2 separate regions of the Homo sapiens genome follow, and region 1 is linked to region 2. A link is an interaction called in ENCODE POLR2A ChIA-PET data of the cell type or tissue named here. Cell type or tissue: HepG2. All regions are shown on one strand.

Region 1 (8,000 bases), 220 kb before region 2:
ATAGAATGGGAGCAAAGTCTACTTTCTGGCGTTGATATGGAGGGTAAATAGAGTGTCACAGGCTAAGTACATGACAAAGGACTTGGCACAGATTATATACTTGTTGGGTGTCATCTCTCTCCCACTCCATTTGCCAGATGTTTATGCAAATTGCTCCATGCAGAAATGGGGTGACGCTGGTCAGTACCTCAGGGGCCTCTGTGGGACCATCAGGATTCCTGTTGGGTATTTTTTTTTTTTTTTTTTTGCAATTCCTACACTCAACTTTTTTTTTTTTTTTTTTTTGAGATGGAGCCACACTCTGTCACCCAGGCTGGAATGCAGTGACGTGATCTCGGCTCACTGCAACCTCTGCTTCCCGGGTTCAAGCGATTCTCCTGCCTCAGCCTCCCGAGTAGCTGGGACTACAGGTGTCTGCCACCATGACTGGATAATTTTTGTATTTTTAGGAGAGACAGGGTTTCACCATATTGGTCAGGCTGGTCTCGAACTCCTGACCTCAAGTGATCCACCCACCTTGGCCTCCCAAAGTGCTGGGATTACAGGTGTGAGCCACCGTGCCCAGCCTTCTGTTTCTTTATTTATGTATTTATTTATTTTTGAGACAGGGTCTCGCTCTGTCACCCAGGCTGGAGTGCAGTGGTGTGATCACGGCTCACTGCAACCTTGACCTCCTGGGCTCAAGAGATCCTCCCACCCCAGCCTCTTGAGTAGCTGGGACTACAGATACACACCACCACACCCGGCTAATTTTGTTTATTTTTTTTAGAGACAGGGTCTCCGTATGTTGCCCACACTGGTCTCAAACTCCTGGCCTCAAGTGATCCTCCTGCCTCAGCCTCCCAAAGTGTTGGGATTATAGGCATGAGCCACCAAGCCCAGCCAGGATTCCCGTTTCTACCTGACCTTGGCTCTCCTGTCCCCACTCTCTCCTCAAGGAAGGCTATGCAACCAGTCAGCAGTGGTGGGCAAGGGTAGTAGGGCTTGGGTCCTGCTAAAGCCAAGCTTTAGGGAGAAGAGAGGGGGGAATATGGAGCATTCTTAGGTGCCATCTTCATTCTCCACAGGCCTTTGTTGAGCACTTATTGTATGCCAGGCACTGCATTGCAACTTACTATGTGAGTTTAATCTCACAAAACTCCTGGGAGGGGGGGACTGTTATTAGCCCTTCTTTACAAATGGGAATACTGATGCACAGAGAAGCTAAATGACATGCCAGAGGTCATATAGCAAGTAAGGGACAGAGTTGGGTGTTGGATTCAGAGATGAAGCTTGAAGTCTATGCTCTCAATGCCCCCACTTTTCACCCCCAAGGTTGGACGGATGCTTAGGGTGAGTTGTTGGGAAGAAGATACACCACCTTTTCTTGAGCTTTTTAGACTCATGAATGTCTTCGGGTAGCTAATGAAAGCTCTCCAGAAGAATGTATCCATATATGTGGTATCCGTATATACCAATATGCCATACTTTGCCTATTGGGGGCCCATGACCTCCATTATGGGTCCTGCCCCAGGAAAATGTTTCTTTCTATGCTGAAGCCAAAGCCTTTGCTCAGTGCATTGATGCAGCACTTCTGGGCTTTGTTTAGAGACAACCAGGGATGCGTGATGGTCAGTTCACCCAGCATCTCAGCTCAAGAGCAAATATGCCTTTCTGGCTGAGGATTCCCTGAGGCAGAGGCTATGTCTCCTGGTCAGACCGGGCTCCCTGAGTGCAGGGTTGTATCTCCCTCTCGGATGGTACACCCCAGCCTCTACCCATACCTTTCTTTTTTTTTTTTTTTTTTTTTGGTTTGTTGTTGTTGTTTTAGAGATGGAATCTCACTGTGTTGCTGAGGCTAGTCTCGAACTCCTGAGCTCAAGTGATCCTCCCTCCTTGGAGTCCCGAGTAGCTAAGACTACATGTGCCCAGCTTCTTTCTTAAGCTCCCCCAGATGGGAGGTGTTACCCTGTGGCCCCTCCTTTAGCACCTGCCAAGGGCTCTCATTTTGCCCTTCCAGTGTTTTCTGTCCTTGCTGGGGCCTTGGAGACTTCTGACCTCACAGCCCAATGAATGACCATTTTCTCACTGCCACTGAATTGGAAATGATTCCGCAAGGGGAAGCAGGGAGGAAAGGGGCTCTTGGCTCTGCTTCCTGGCCTTGATTTAAGGAACAAAAGAAGCCAAGCTCCAGGCTGCTGTGCAGACAGCGGAAGGGTTGTATGCTCTTTTAGAAAAAAAAAAAATACGTTTTTCCTGCTAAAAAAAATTTCTCTTTGTGCTCTCCAAAGAAAGAAAGTGGAGAAAAAGTACTTGTGGTCTGGTCTTGTCTGTGCCCTGGTGTCTCGGGCCCTTCGTCAGGGCGGAAGACCCGGTTTCCTCCCCCAGGCTTTTGGCTGTGTGCTTGTGGGCAAGTGACTCATTGCCCCTGGGCCTGGAAGTCCTCAGTGGATCATGGTGAGGATCAGTGGGGAAGGCGCTTTACCTCGAAGAAACTTCTGGTGCTACACGTGTGTGTGTTGTGGTCTGTGCCTTTGCAGCGGGGGAAACTGAGGCCCTAAGAGACGGTGTCTCAACATGTGGTATTTGGACGGCTGCCATCAGAGACATAATAGGGGGATCTCTGGCGGCCACTTGGATAAACATGGCCTCTGGAGCCCTGCTTCAGACCTACACAGCCAGACTTGGAACAGAGCCCAAGGAACTGCCATTTTATACCCCGGGGCAGGGGTGAGCCCCAGAAGTGCGAGGCCCATTGTTCACGGGGTGAAGCCACCCGTCCAAAGCCAAGGTAGGAGGTTTAGCAGGCTCTGAGGGTTCTGTCTGGACAGGCAGTTAGGGAGAGGGATGGACGGAGGCAAGTGTGGACGAGGTGTGGGATCAGAGGGTGTAGGGCGCAGGGACATAGGCGAGAGGCAGAAGGTCCTCAAGGCTGAGAGTGGGGAATGGAACGGAGGCTGAAGAGGGGCTGAGCTGGGGAAGGGACTCAGCAGGGAGCCCTGGGAGTGTGTTGGGGGCGGGCTTCTTCCTTGGACCTGTGAGGGTGGAGATTGCTTGTGCTGCGCTTGTCACCAAGTGTGCCTGAGCATCCACCGGGAGAGTGACGGCTCCACTCAGCACCGGGCCAACGACAGCTGACCTGTCTGACAAGGCTGACGAGGTCCCAGGTGCTCCACATATCGAATCTCCACAGCAGCCCTGAACTATTTTTACTGTGCCCCACCCCCCACTTTACAGATGGGGAAACTGAGGCACAAGGTGAGCAAACCCAGCTTGTCTGACTGCAGAGCCCATGCACTTAACTACTACATGCCACAGCTGAGAGGAAGTGCAAGGGGCCGTCCCTGAGCTTGACCGTGTGCCACCCAGGTGGGGAGATACGGGCTTCGCTCACCCATCTGGCCATTCTTTTTGGTCGTCCTTCATCCATCCAGCTTGCCAGGCCACTACTCTGACTCAGGTGCTAGGCTGGCCTGTGGCAGGGTGGGAAACTCTGCCATGGAGGCATGCACAGCCAGTGTGAGAGACAGATACACCCATGATTTTGCAACCGATCGTGTACAGAGTATGTAATGGGGTCCTACGAGTCAGAGGGCTGCACACTCCAGGCCAGAGAGAGCTCAGGGGAGAGGAGAGGAAGTAGCTGTCCATCAGTGTCCAGGAAAGGCAAAACTGAGGAAGGACAGGAATAGTCTGGAAGGATGGCAAGAATAATTTCAGCAGAGTGGGGAAGAGAGGGTTTGCTTTATCCTGGGGTGCTGGTTGCCAGGGTGACCCTTGTCCCAGGATTCGGTGAGGGTCTTGAGGTCACCAGGCAAGGAGCCAGGTGGCTAGATTCTGTTTCTTAGTCTAGCTGTGTGCCTCTAGCCCAGCTGGGAAGTGGGCAGGACCAGGGAAAGCCCCATCTACTTGTCTTTGAGGATAAGACCTCCCCCTCCCACCGCCCATAACACATGCGCATGCACACACGCAAACACACACACGTATCTAGGCTGATATCCAGGGCCTCACTCTCTTTCTCCCTAGCCTGGATATGACCAGATCCGAGTTCTAGAGCCACACTTGGAGGAGACCCAGACCTTGGAGGAGTTAAGCGTTGTCCTTCCGAGTCTCACAGTCCTGATTTGTAAAGGAGTTGGGAAAGGTGACCTCTGAGGTCCTCTCCAGCTTGAACATTCGAGGATTTTATGTCATTGCTGAATTTCATTATAGAATTCAAAGATAAACCTAAAGCGCTTGCTTTAGTAGAGAAGTCCCCCTCCTCCTTATCACTTTCAGCTCCTCACTGTGCCTCAGGTTCCACCACTGTAGAGTCACCTTTGGTCTCAAGGCATTTGTCCTTTGTTTAAATCAAGATAGACACCCCTACCCCCAAACTTAGCACACTTCAGGATGAGAATGTCGGCCCAGGGAAGTCAGCCCGCCTCGGTGTGAATGACTGTATGTAGAAGTGGTGTCTCACGTGCAGCCCCTGCTGCCTACTTCTCAGAGATGCCTTGTTTATCGTTCATCTGATGCTCTCTGTGGAGGGCTGGGAGGTTTATCAGATGGTTTCCGAAATGACAGCTGACTGGGAGCAGGTCTGGTCTGGTGGAGGGGCCAGTGGTGGCCAGGAGAGAGGTGGTTGCCTGTGGGGTCAGGGAGGCCCAGTTGGGGGTGGCTGCCTTTGGGGAGTGGCCCCTGGATGTAGAGACTGGAGTTGGGGAGGGGTGAGAGTTCTCCAGGGACTGGTTTCCTGAAGCCATTTGGGAATTCCTCTCTTGGGGGCATCTCTAGGAATCTGCTCAGGGACTGGAGCTGGGGGTATTAATGAATGCAATCTGGGGCTTCCCCAGGCACCAGAGGATGCCATGTGTAGGCCTCAGGCTGCTGTTGCGTTTGTCCATCTGTTGATTGATTTTTGGCTCCCACCTTAGGGCGTGGGGCATGAGTGGTAGGGTTGATTATGGGGTCAAGTTGCCCGACAGGCTGTCACTGCCGAGGGCTTTGGTGACACTGACTCAGGGTAAGGCCTCCTTCTAGACTTTTCTGTCTCTACCACTGCTTGCTGTGGGCCACGGTCGCCCTTTGCCTCTCCCTGGTCTTTCATGTCCCCATCATGGAGGAGAAAGAGGAACAGATCCTCCTCAGGGCCTCATCTAGCTCTGACATTTGTTTGTTTTGTTTTGTTGTTGTTGCTGCTGCTGTTGTTTTGAAAAAGGCTGGAGTGCAGTGGTGCGATCTCAGCTCACTGCAACCTCCACCTCCCTGTTTCAAGTGATCCTCCTGCCTCAGGCTCCTGAGTAGTTGGGATTACAGGCGCATACCACCATGCCGGGCTAATTTTTGTATTTTTAGTAGAGATGGGTTTCACCATGTTGGCCAGGCTGGTCTCGAACTCCCGACCTCAAGTGATCCACATGCCTCAGCCTCCCAAAGTGCTGGGAATACAGGCATGAGCAGCCACACCCGGCCTAGCTCTGATATTTGAAGTTGGCTTTCGGGAAGCAACACAGACCAGTGTTGACTGTTTCTTTTCTCCAGAAAAGCAGTTCAAGGGGCAGAGGCCCCTGTGGGGGGTTGTGGGAGTAGAGAAGGAAGGTGACAAGATCCTTTGGGACCTCCGGAAGGGAGGCGGGACAAGGCTGAGATGGTTGGGAAAAGAACCAAGACTTGAGGGCAGTGTTGGCAGGAGTAGCCGCACAGGCAGGAAGGGCTTGTCTGGCAGCTTACAGGGGAAGCAGGGAAGGGAAGACCTGGTCAGCGTGGGATGTGTTCATGGGTAGGTCTCCTGGCGGCCCCTGGGGCTCAGTCCCTCTGGCACTTCGGAGAGACTGTAGAGCAGAGCTGTCTCCAGGGTGAGTGAAGAAGCTGAGCAGTCAGTCCTCCAGCCCCTTCCTGTTGGTTGAGTGCGGCCTTTTGGGAGCATAAACTTTCTGGCCCTTGCAGACAGCCTGCCCGAGAAAGCCCGCAGGAGAGAAACAGACACAAGAGGAAACCATGGATGTGTACAGGAACTGTGAGGGCTGAGGGGATCCATGCAGGGCATCAACAGCCTTCAAGACTGATACTACCGTCTCATTGTACTGATGAGGAAACAGGCTCAGAGAGGTTGAATGACTTCCCAGCCAGAGACTGCGTTTCCACTGGGCTGTCTTGCTTCCCAATGGCAGCAGGTCGCTGTGAAACGAGGGATACCAGATGTGCAGGATGTAGGCTGCCCATCCTCCCCTCCTCTCCCCTCCACTTCCACATCTGTAAGATGGGACAATACCTGCCTAGGATCAACCTTGTAGGGCAGCATGAGAATCGGGAGCTCATATTTGTAAAACAGCGCACTGCCTGACCCATCGCCGGGGCTCAGTAAATGGGAGCCTTTATTGCATGGAGGCAGGACAAGGGGAGCTTAGCACCTGTTGAAAGACCGTTCTGTCCCCAAATGTTGTGTCCATCATCTTGCTGCTGTGCCGTCCAGTCTGATTATCAGAGCCATGTGTTAGCCCTGGTCTTGACCACAGAAGGACCTTGTCCAAATGAGTCGGCTTCCCCTGGGAGGTGTAATTCATTAATCTATCAGTACAGATGAGACCATCGAATAAACTGGCTGTAAGTAGAGCCTTGAGAAAATGGGAGAGTAGGTGGATATGTTTTGATTGCTTTATCTTATTTTTTTGAGAAGCAGAGAAGTGATTAAAGGAGAGCTTCTAGAAAGGGCTAAGACATTGGGCAGTTTCGGAAATCCCCCGATGGTGAGTGGCTGTGCGACACAGGGCACCAAGACCAGGGCACCTACCCGGAGTGCTTGTGGTGATGATAGGGGTGGGAGGTAGGGAGTTCTGCACACCTTAGGCAGGTGGGCTGAGGAACCTCCAGGGCCTGCCCAGTGCCTGGCTTTTAATGAAGCCTAATAAACGATTGTGGAACTGTTTTGCCTGAGGCCAGGCCAGAGGCAGCCTCTGGGTCTCGGTAACAGCCTGAATCCCCTGAGGTCGCCTCCTCTCAGCTGGCCGTGCTAACCCCTCCTCTCTCCCCCTCTTTCAGGAACCTCCTGGACAAAGACATGTTTTCCAAGTCCGACCCACGTAAGTCCTGCTCTGACAATAAGAACGGTAACAATAGCGGCAACGCTATGACTAATTACAGCGGCAATGCTTGAGCCCTTACTGAGCACTAACCATGTGCCAGGCGCCGTTCAAAGTGTGTCAAGCCTGTTTAATGTTTCTCCCATAGTGTCTGAGAAAGATAATTGCGGAGATTTGACCCTTCCCAGCCTGCACGCTTGTGAAGCCTCAACACAACAGAGCAGGCTGGGAGGGGTTGGAGGTCTGGGGCTACAGGGTCCCAGAGAAACCAGTAGGCCTAAGAGCTCCAGCTGGCTGTGACCTGGTGGGATGAGCACTGGTTTTGGAGTCCAGGTTCTAGCCTTGAGCAGTGCCACCCAAGCGTGTGACCTGGATGGGTCTTTGGCCTCCTCTGAGCCTGTTTTCCCATCTGTAAAGTGGGGCTGATGATAATCAGAGGCCTCATGAAACTGCTCCGGGCTGTAAAGGAGCAATGCGGATTTCTGATGCTCTCCCCCACCACACCTCTGCTTGTCGTCCATCACACCCACCCGTCTACCTGCCTCACACTTCAGACCCTTGCTGTAGCCTAGAAGGCAATGGTGCCGACCCTTCTCCTAAAGGTTGCCCCTTCCAGGCACACCTAGTCTCCCTTCTCCAACGCAACCCCTCCGAATCGGTGCATCTACAACCCTGTCCAGGCTTGGGGGGCCAGATTCCTGTCCAGGCTTGGGGGGCCAGACTCACTCACCAAGATCTCAGCCACCCCAGGAGACACCCTCTACCCCTACCCAGATCCAACAGTGCTACCCAGGCTGGGTCTGCTGAGGCGCCTGCCCAGCCAGGATCCTTTTCATCTGGGACCCCTCCTTCCTCTTGGCCTGAGGTATTAATCCACTGTTTCTCCTCCCCCCGCAGTGTGCGTCATGTATACCCAAGGGATGGAGAACAAGCAGTGGCGGGAGGTAGGTGCAGCTCCTT
Region 2 (8,000 bases):
AAATCTTTTGTTGTCATTTCAACAATGTGTGCAGCACCTTCAGCAATAGATTCCATCTCAAGAAACCACTCTTTGCTCATCCATTGAAACAAGTCTTCATTCGTTCAAGTTTTATCATGAGATTACAGCAATTCCGTCACATCTCTACGCTCCGTTTTTAGTTCTCTTGCTGTTTTTTCCACCACATCTGTCATTACTTCCTCCACTGCAGTCTCAAACCCCTCAGTCATCCATGTGGGTTGGAATCAACTTCTTCCAAACTGCTAATGTTGATATTTTGACCACCTCCCATGAATCGCATGTGTCGTTAATGACATGTAAAGCAGTGAATCCTTTCCAAAAGATTTTCAATTTACTTTGCCCAGATCCATCAGAGGAATAAATATCTATAGCAGTATAGCCTTATGAAATGTATTTCTTAATAAGACGTGAAAGCTGAAATGACTCCTTGATCCACCGGCTGCAGAGTGGATGTTGTGTTTGCAGGTATGAAACTACTAATCTCCCTGTACATCTCCAGCAGAGCTCTTGGGTAACCAGGTGTATTGTAAATGAGCAGTAATATTTTGAAAGAAATCTTTTTTGAGCAGGTCTCAATAGTAGGCTTAAAATATTCAGTAAACCTGGCTGGGCACGGTGGCTGACACCTGTAATCCTAGCACTTTGGAAGGCTGAGGCAGGCGATCACTTGAGGTCAGGAGTTCAAGACCAGCCTGGCCAACACGGTGAAACCTCACCTCTACTAAAAATACAAAAAATTAGTCGGGCGTGGTGGCAAGCGCCTGTAATCCCAGCTACTTGGGAGGCTGAGGCAGGAGAATCGCTTGAACCTGGGAGGCAGAGGTTGCAGTGAGCCGAGATAGCACCACCGCACTCCAGCCTGGGCGACAGAGCAAGACTCCTGTCTGAAAAAAAAAGAAAAAAAGAAAAAAAAACAGTAAACCATCCTATAAACAGATGGGCTGTCACCCAGGCTTCGTTCCATTTATAGGGCACAGGCAGAGTAAATTCAGCACAATTAAGGGTCTTGGGAATTTCAGAACAATAAATGAGCATTGGCTTCCACCAGCTGCCTCAGTCCTCAACGAGTTAGCCTGGGCGGGGCATAGAAGCTCCACGCCTGCAATCCCAGCGGAGTTCAGGAGTTTGTAAAGATGGGGTCTCACCAGACTGGTCTCCTGGGCAACATGGTGAGACCCAATCTCTACAAAAAAATTTTTACAAATCAGCTGAGCATGGTGGCGCGTGCCTGTGGTCCCAGCTACTTGGGAAGCTGAGGCAGGAGAATCGCTTGAGCCCAGGAGGTTGAGCCGTGTTTGTGCCACTACACTCCAGCCTGGGCCACAGAGCAAGAGCCTGTACCAAAAGCAAAACAAAAAATCAAGAGTAAGACTGTCCTTTGAAGCTTTGAAACCAGGCGTTGGCTTCCCCTCTCTAGCTATGAAAGTCCCAGATGGCATCTTGTTCCAATGGAAGGCTTTTTTCTACAATGAAAATGTTTAGTGTAGTCACCTTCATCCATTATCTTAGGTAGATCTTCTGGATAACTTGCAGCTTCTACATCAGCACTTGCTGCTTCACCTTGCACTTTTTGTTTTTTTGTTGTTGCTGTTGGTCTTTGTTTTTGTTTTTGTTTTTGAGACAGAGTCCTGCTCTGTCACCCAGACTGGAGTGTAATGGTGTGATCTTGGTTCACTGCAACCTGTGCCTCCTGGCTTCAAGCAATTCTCTCCTGCCTTGGCCTCCCAAGTAGCTGGGATTACAGGTGTCCACCATCATGTCCGGCTAATTTTTGTATTTTTAGTAGAGACGGTGTTTTGCCATGTTGGCTAGGCTGATCTCAAACTACTGACCTCAGATGATCCGCCCACCTCGGCCTCCCAAAGTGCTAGGATTACAGGCCTGAGCCACCATGCCCAACCTGACTTACATCTTATAGCACACTCATATCTGATATTTACATACAGAACGTTTATTTTATAAACTGCTTTTCTTGTATTTTTATATTATTGTTAAGGCTTTGCATTTCTATAATCCATATAGAAAATGGATCTCACTTCAGAAGAGTCAAGGGTCATTACCAATTTTTTTTTTTTTTTTTAACAAAAAAGGGGCCCATGTCTGATAAGTCAAGACCACTTGTCCTCTCTGAGCTTCTTGAGTAATGGGAGATAATTCCAACGTCACAAGGTTGATGAAAAAAAGCACCATTCATGTGCCTGGCATCTATTTATTCCACTTCAGTTTTCTTCCTATCTGGTTGTCTACTTTTGCTCTCCTACACCTTGCTCAGGGGATATCCCCAGTACTGGCAATATGAGTGTGTTTAATAAAGGAGCAAAGGAAAGCATTTTCTGGTGACAAGTCTCATCTGGCTGTTCGGTGACACCAAGGCACATGCCCAGGAAACTGGTAGTTTCCAGTCTGGCACCACAGCCTCTAGAGAAACAGAACCAGGGCACCTTTCCCAGCAAGTTTATGGAGAAAAAACAGGGATGGGCAGGTATCATCAGGAAGCAGGGTCCCAGGCTGAGGGCAGAGATGTGGCTTGTTTCCCTATCTAGGGATGCCTGGGGGGAATTAGGGTAAAAAGGCAAACAGCAGGTCAAGGTAGCTTATTTGGGCCAAGGTTGAAGACTGCAGCCTGAGACACTTCCAGGTTGCCTTGGAGAGTATTCCAAAGGACAGGCTCAACTTTTTACAGAAAAAAGGATGAATCAGAAGACGGGTGATTACAAAAGTTGTTCGTCAGGAATTCTCATTGGTTTACAGAAATAACACTGGTTAGTGATTGGCTATCCACTGTTGAATTACAGGACAATGGCATTTTATGGCTACTTGGCATCACAGTCTAGAACCCACATGGCAAGTGACTTCAAGAGGTAATTATTTAGCTCAAGGAGGGAGTGAAGACAGGACTGCTGTTAAATGCCTCTCTGGCCCTAATAATTTAAAAGGAATCACATTCCTCAGATTAAAAGGTGTTTTTCTTCCTTAAGACATACTGGGTCAAAGTGACAAACTGCACTTCTGTGGTATCAGAAACAGACTTTAATCTTGACTGCCCAGGCCGTAGTGCAGTGGCGCGATCTCAGCTCACTGCAACCTCTGCCTCCCAGGTTTAAGTAATTCTCCTGCCTTAGCCTCCCCTCCCCAGTAGCTGGGATTACAGGCGCGCTCCACCACGCCCGGCTTTTTTTTTTTTTTTTTTTTTTTTTAGTAGAGATGGGGTTTTGCCATGTTGGTAAAGCTGGTCTCGAACTCCTGACCTCAAATGATCCGTCCACCCGGGCCTCCCAAAGTGCTGGGATTACAAGCATGAGCCACTGCGCCCAGCCCAAGTTATTGGTTTTCTAAAGCTCCCCGTGATTCCAATGTGCAGCAAAGGGGAGAGAAAACACCATGAATACCCTGTGAAGTATATTGTTATCCCCCAACTTTTCAAACAAGGGAACTAAGAAAGTGACTTGCCCTCAGCACACAGCCAAAAAAAAAAAAAAAATTTGAACTCAAGAAAGCCTAATTTGAAAACCTATTTTAAAACAGCTATCTAGCAGTTTTAACCCACACCATCTTTCCTACCTACCTATCCCTTCAGAATCCCCTTTCTTAACATATGCCCATACTCCCTTATCCACAAATGTCCCTCTTGACCTTGGACCATTCAACTCAGTAGTCCCCCTTCCGCACTCTTCGAAATTGGACAGATTCAAAAGTGGTTGAGGAGGAGCAAGGTCAGCGGAAGCACACTCACAGCAGGCAAATTAGGGTAATTTCTGCCTGCCCAGCACCCAAAGGAGCCTTTCTTAAGCCATTACCTGAGTGCTTACTGCATGCCAACACAAGCCTGCACAGAACACCTATTATTTACTGAGCAGTGTGCTATGCTCTGTGCTGAGTGCTTTACTTGCATTACACTATATTCTTGATATTAACAATAGGGGATAGGTGCTTCCTATTATCACCATTTTAAAGATGAAAAAAATGAAATCCCAGACATTACACAATTGGCCCAAAGCCACAGAGCTGTAAGGAAGCAAGGATTCAAATCTGGGCTGCTATTTCCAAGCCTGACGGCCTTAACGTTACACTGCTCCCTATAACAAGCCCTGGATTTGCTGTTGAGGCACCAGAGCCCTGCTCTGCCACTGTGTCCCTGTGTGACCTTGAACAAATCCACTTTCTTATCTCTAAACTAATAAGAATTTGGACTATCGACTCTGAAGCCCTTTCCAGTTTATCTACACCTGGTCCTGTAACCAAGTTTATAGTTTCAGCTCCATTACCACTGGGCTGCGAAGTTAGACAACTTGCCAAGCCCCTCCGAACTTAAATCTCTTCCTCAATAAATGGAGATGATCACATTAACCTTACTACTAACACCCTTTTGAATCATTTTATTCCTGTCAACTGCTGTCATACCCAAGAGCTGGCAGTGGCTCAGGTACCAGTCTTGGATGACAGAGTAAGTAAAAACCTTTCCTTCCACCCACTTCTGTTGAGAATTAATCAAAATTACTTGAGGAAAGGAATGGAGCTTTCTTCCAGGTCAATAGACTGCCAGCTGCTGTAGAGAGCTTGTTTTTGTTTTTTGTTGTTGTTTTTGAGACAGGGCCTCACTCTGTCACCCAGGCTGGAGTGCAGTGGCACAATCTCAGCTCACTGCAACCTCTACCTCCTGGGCTCAAAGCAATCCTCCCACCTCAGCCTCCTCAGTAGCTGGGACTACAAGCACATACCACCATGCCCAGCTAATTTTTGTACTTTTTGTAGAGACGGGGTTTTGCCATGTTGCCCAGGCTGGTCTCCTGAGCTCAGGCAATCCACCTGCCTTGGGCTCCCAAAATGCTGGGAAGAAAAAGAGCTTTAATTACCAAGTAAGTGATCACTTAAATTTGTCTACTTAACTTCGACCACTATTTTTTCACCAGCAACTCAGAAATAAGACACAACAGTCTCCTAACTTGGGCTATCATTTTTAAACAAGAGCTCATGAATCTCTGGAAGAAAAAAAAAAGAGACACACAGAGAAAAAAAAGGTTTGTATACTTTTCTCTGTAAAACTGAAAAGTCCTCCCTGTTTGATGTTTTGGGTTTGTTTTTTTTTTTTGAGACAGTTTCACTCTTGTTGCCCAGGCTGGAGTGCAATGGCACGATCTCGGCTCACTGCAACCTCTGCCTCGCAGGTTCAAGCGATTCTCCTGGCTCAGCCTCCCCAGTTGCTGGGATTACAGGCATGTGCCAACATGCCCGGCTTTTTTAAGTAGAGACAGGATTTCTCCACGTTGGTCAGGCTGGTCTCAAACTCCCGACCTCACGTGATCCACCCAACTTGGCCTCCCAAAGTGCTCGGATTACAGGTGTGACCCACAGCACCTGGCCTAAGGCAGATACTTTCAATGATTCAGTTCTTAGCCCTCCTTGTCAGTGTGTTCATACTCCAACTTACAAAGCACGTGACTTCTTCCAACCTCACTCTTTGAGGCCAATTTCATGTCAAATGGATTGCTATATATTGCCAACTGAAATCTAACCAAGACTGCCAGCTCAGTAAACCTGTCCTCATTAAACTCCAAGCAGCTAGAATGAGCGAGCCAGCCATTCATCAATGCACTCTAATACTCCCAACTTCTTGGCTTTCCTGTCAGTGTTAAAGCTGGACAAGTTATCTTATACACGCTTGTTCAAATACATGGCTAAAGGAAAGTAAAAAAAAACCAATCAGATTTGGACCCACTTCAAACTTAAATAAACCCTTTTATCTCTAAATCCTAGTGCAGTTTACATTCTCAACTGTTTCTGGCTCTAAACCCCTATTTCATGATTAAGGCATTTATTTCTTCCTCTTCACCTCAGATTGGTTAGTCTCTCCTTATCATTTGAATGTGAGCTCTGGAACTGGGATGGCCAGTTGCAGTGGCTCATGCCTATAATCCCAACACTTTGGGATTACAGCCAAGGCTGGAGGGGTCCTTGAGTGCAGCCTGGGCAACAGTGAAATACCATCTTATAAAAAACAGCCTGGGGCGGGGCGCAGTGGCTCACGCCTGTAATCCTAGTACTTTGAGAGGCCAAGGCGGGCGGATCATGAGGTCAAGACATCGAGACCATCCTTGCCAATATGGTGAAACCCGTCTCTACTAAAAAATACCAAAAAATTAGCCAGGCATGGTGGTGCGCACCTGTAGTCCCAGCTGCTCAGGAGGCTGAGACAGGAGAATCACTTGAACCTGGGAGGCAGAGATTGCAGTGAGCTGAGATCACACCACTGCACTCCAGCCTGAGTGACAGAGTGAGACTCCGTCTCAAAACCAACCAACCAAAAAGAAAACTGGGGTGAAAATGAATTGTTAAAGGTCAACAGCCTAAACTTGCACTCCAGTCAAACACAAATATTATATAGATTTTTCTTTCTAGATATTGAGCTGGTGTTGTGATTTATCACTGTATCCCAGTCAGTGTTTGTATCATGGACTTTTGACATGTAGGAAAATTATGAAACAATTAAATGACAAATCAACATTCCAATTTGTATTTGTAAAATACTTTCATTGAAAACATGGGTAGTTTTATCTAAACTAAAAATAAATGTCATTATGAGATTCTGGTGGCAGCCAGCCAGCTGGATGAGGTTTTTTAAAGTTACCAGCTGCCTGAGCTTAAGATTTAGAATTGTTTCCCAAAGGAGTTATTCTTTCAAAAATGAAACTTCTAGGCCGGGCACGGTGGCTCACGCCTGTAATCCCAGCACTCTGGGAGGCCGAGGCAGGCGGATCACTTGAGGTCAGGAGTTCAAGATCAGCTTGGCTAACATGGTGAAACCCTGGCTCTACTAAAAATACAAAAAGCAGCTGGGCGTGGTGACACGCGCCTGTAGTCCCAGCTACTCGGGAGGCTGAGGCAGGAGAATTGCTTGAACCCGGGAGGCGAAGGTGGCAGTGAGCCGAGATCGAGCCACAGCACTCCAGCCTGGGTGACAAAGAGAGACTCCATCTCAAAAAAAAAAAAAAATACATAAATAACATTAAATAAAAAATAAACTTCTGTATCTCAAGACTTACATAACATTTTTTTAAAATATTCAAATATTTCCTTCTCCAAATGACCAATATAAACTTCACATCTCCACCCCACCCCCTCCCCGACCCCCCATTGCCACTGCCCAGCTCCAGGCAGCATTAGGCAACAACTTCAACAACATTCCCCTTAGCTCTACATTTTGGGGCTTTGTGAGCAAATAAAAAAACAGTGAACAACGCTAACTTGGCCAGGGAAAGGTGACTCAGGCCTGTAATCCCAGCGCTTTGGGAGGCTGAGGCAGAAGGATCGCTTGAGGAGTTCCAGACCAGCCTGAGAAACATAACCACGTCTCTTAAAAAAAGTTTTTAATTAGCTGGGCATGGTGGTGTGTGACTGTAGTCCTAGCTACTTGGGAGACTGAGGTGGGAGGAACGCTTGAGCCCAAGAAGCCAAGGCTGCAGTAAGCTATGTCACCACTGGTCTCAAAAAACAAAACAAAAACAGGAATGCTAACTTGCCCCAGATGAAATCTGAATGAAGTATATACTGAAATAAAGGTGCACAACCACAAATGAACAAGGCTTTCAAAAGAGGAGGACTCCTTCAACCTATAGACTACTTTTCTGGAAGGTTTAATTTTGCCCTGGAAATAGTATCCATCTCAGGACATTCCAAATGATTAGGGAGAAGCAAAGTATCAATGTTTTGATATTTCCACTTGCTCAAGACACATGTACTAACTTACAGTGAGGCACTACATGGCCATATTCTACATCTTTTATAGTAGAACAACTATACAATGCCTTACATCAGAAATGAGGAAAACTAAAGATTAAAACAGCAATGTTTTACACACGTATTTCATGTGTTAGTTTAGGAATCATTTTGGGTACCTTCATCAAATCGACAGAGAAAGCAGGATACTAAATGAGAATCTAAATACTGTATTATTAAGTACAGAGTCCAACAAGGGGAAAGTT

What was found. Peaks named below come from ENCODE experiments on the same cell type or tissue, not always from the same donor. Only the 100,000 strongest peaks of a DNase experiment are listed, where the experiment ranks them.
Region 1: POLR2A ChIA-PET joins it to region 2 with 6 read pairs; 2 of 35 experiments call an interaction of 5 or more read pairs at or near these places.

Annotation. Positions count from the first base shown.
Region 1 is chr6:36,822,098-36,830,097 of GRCh38, reverse strand. CPNE5 (copine 5) reads left to right here. Exons shown (of 21, transcript NM_020939.2): 2 at 7,000-7,040; 3 at 7,938-7,984. Among named protein-coding and RNA genes, the nearest start is that of CPNE5, 13 kb to the left of the region's middle. RefSeq lists a silencer at 4,291-4,585. In HepG2, a CTCF peak has its summit at 4,457; no DNase peak of the experiment used is centred here; H3K4me3 peaks cover 252 bases; H3K27me3 peaks cover 4,585 bases.
Region 2 is chr6:36,605,549-36,613,548 of GRCh38, reverse strand. SRSF3 (serine and arginine rich splicing factor 3) reads right to left here. Exons shown (of 6, transcript NM_003017.5): 6 at 7,949-8,000. Among named protein-coding and RNA genes, the nearest start is that of MIR3925, 13 kb to the left of the region's middle. RefSeq lists a silencer at 191-391. In HepG2, no CTCF peak of the experiment used is centred here; a DNase peak (open chromatin) is centred at 4,188.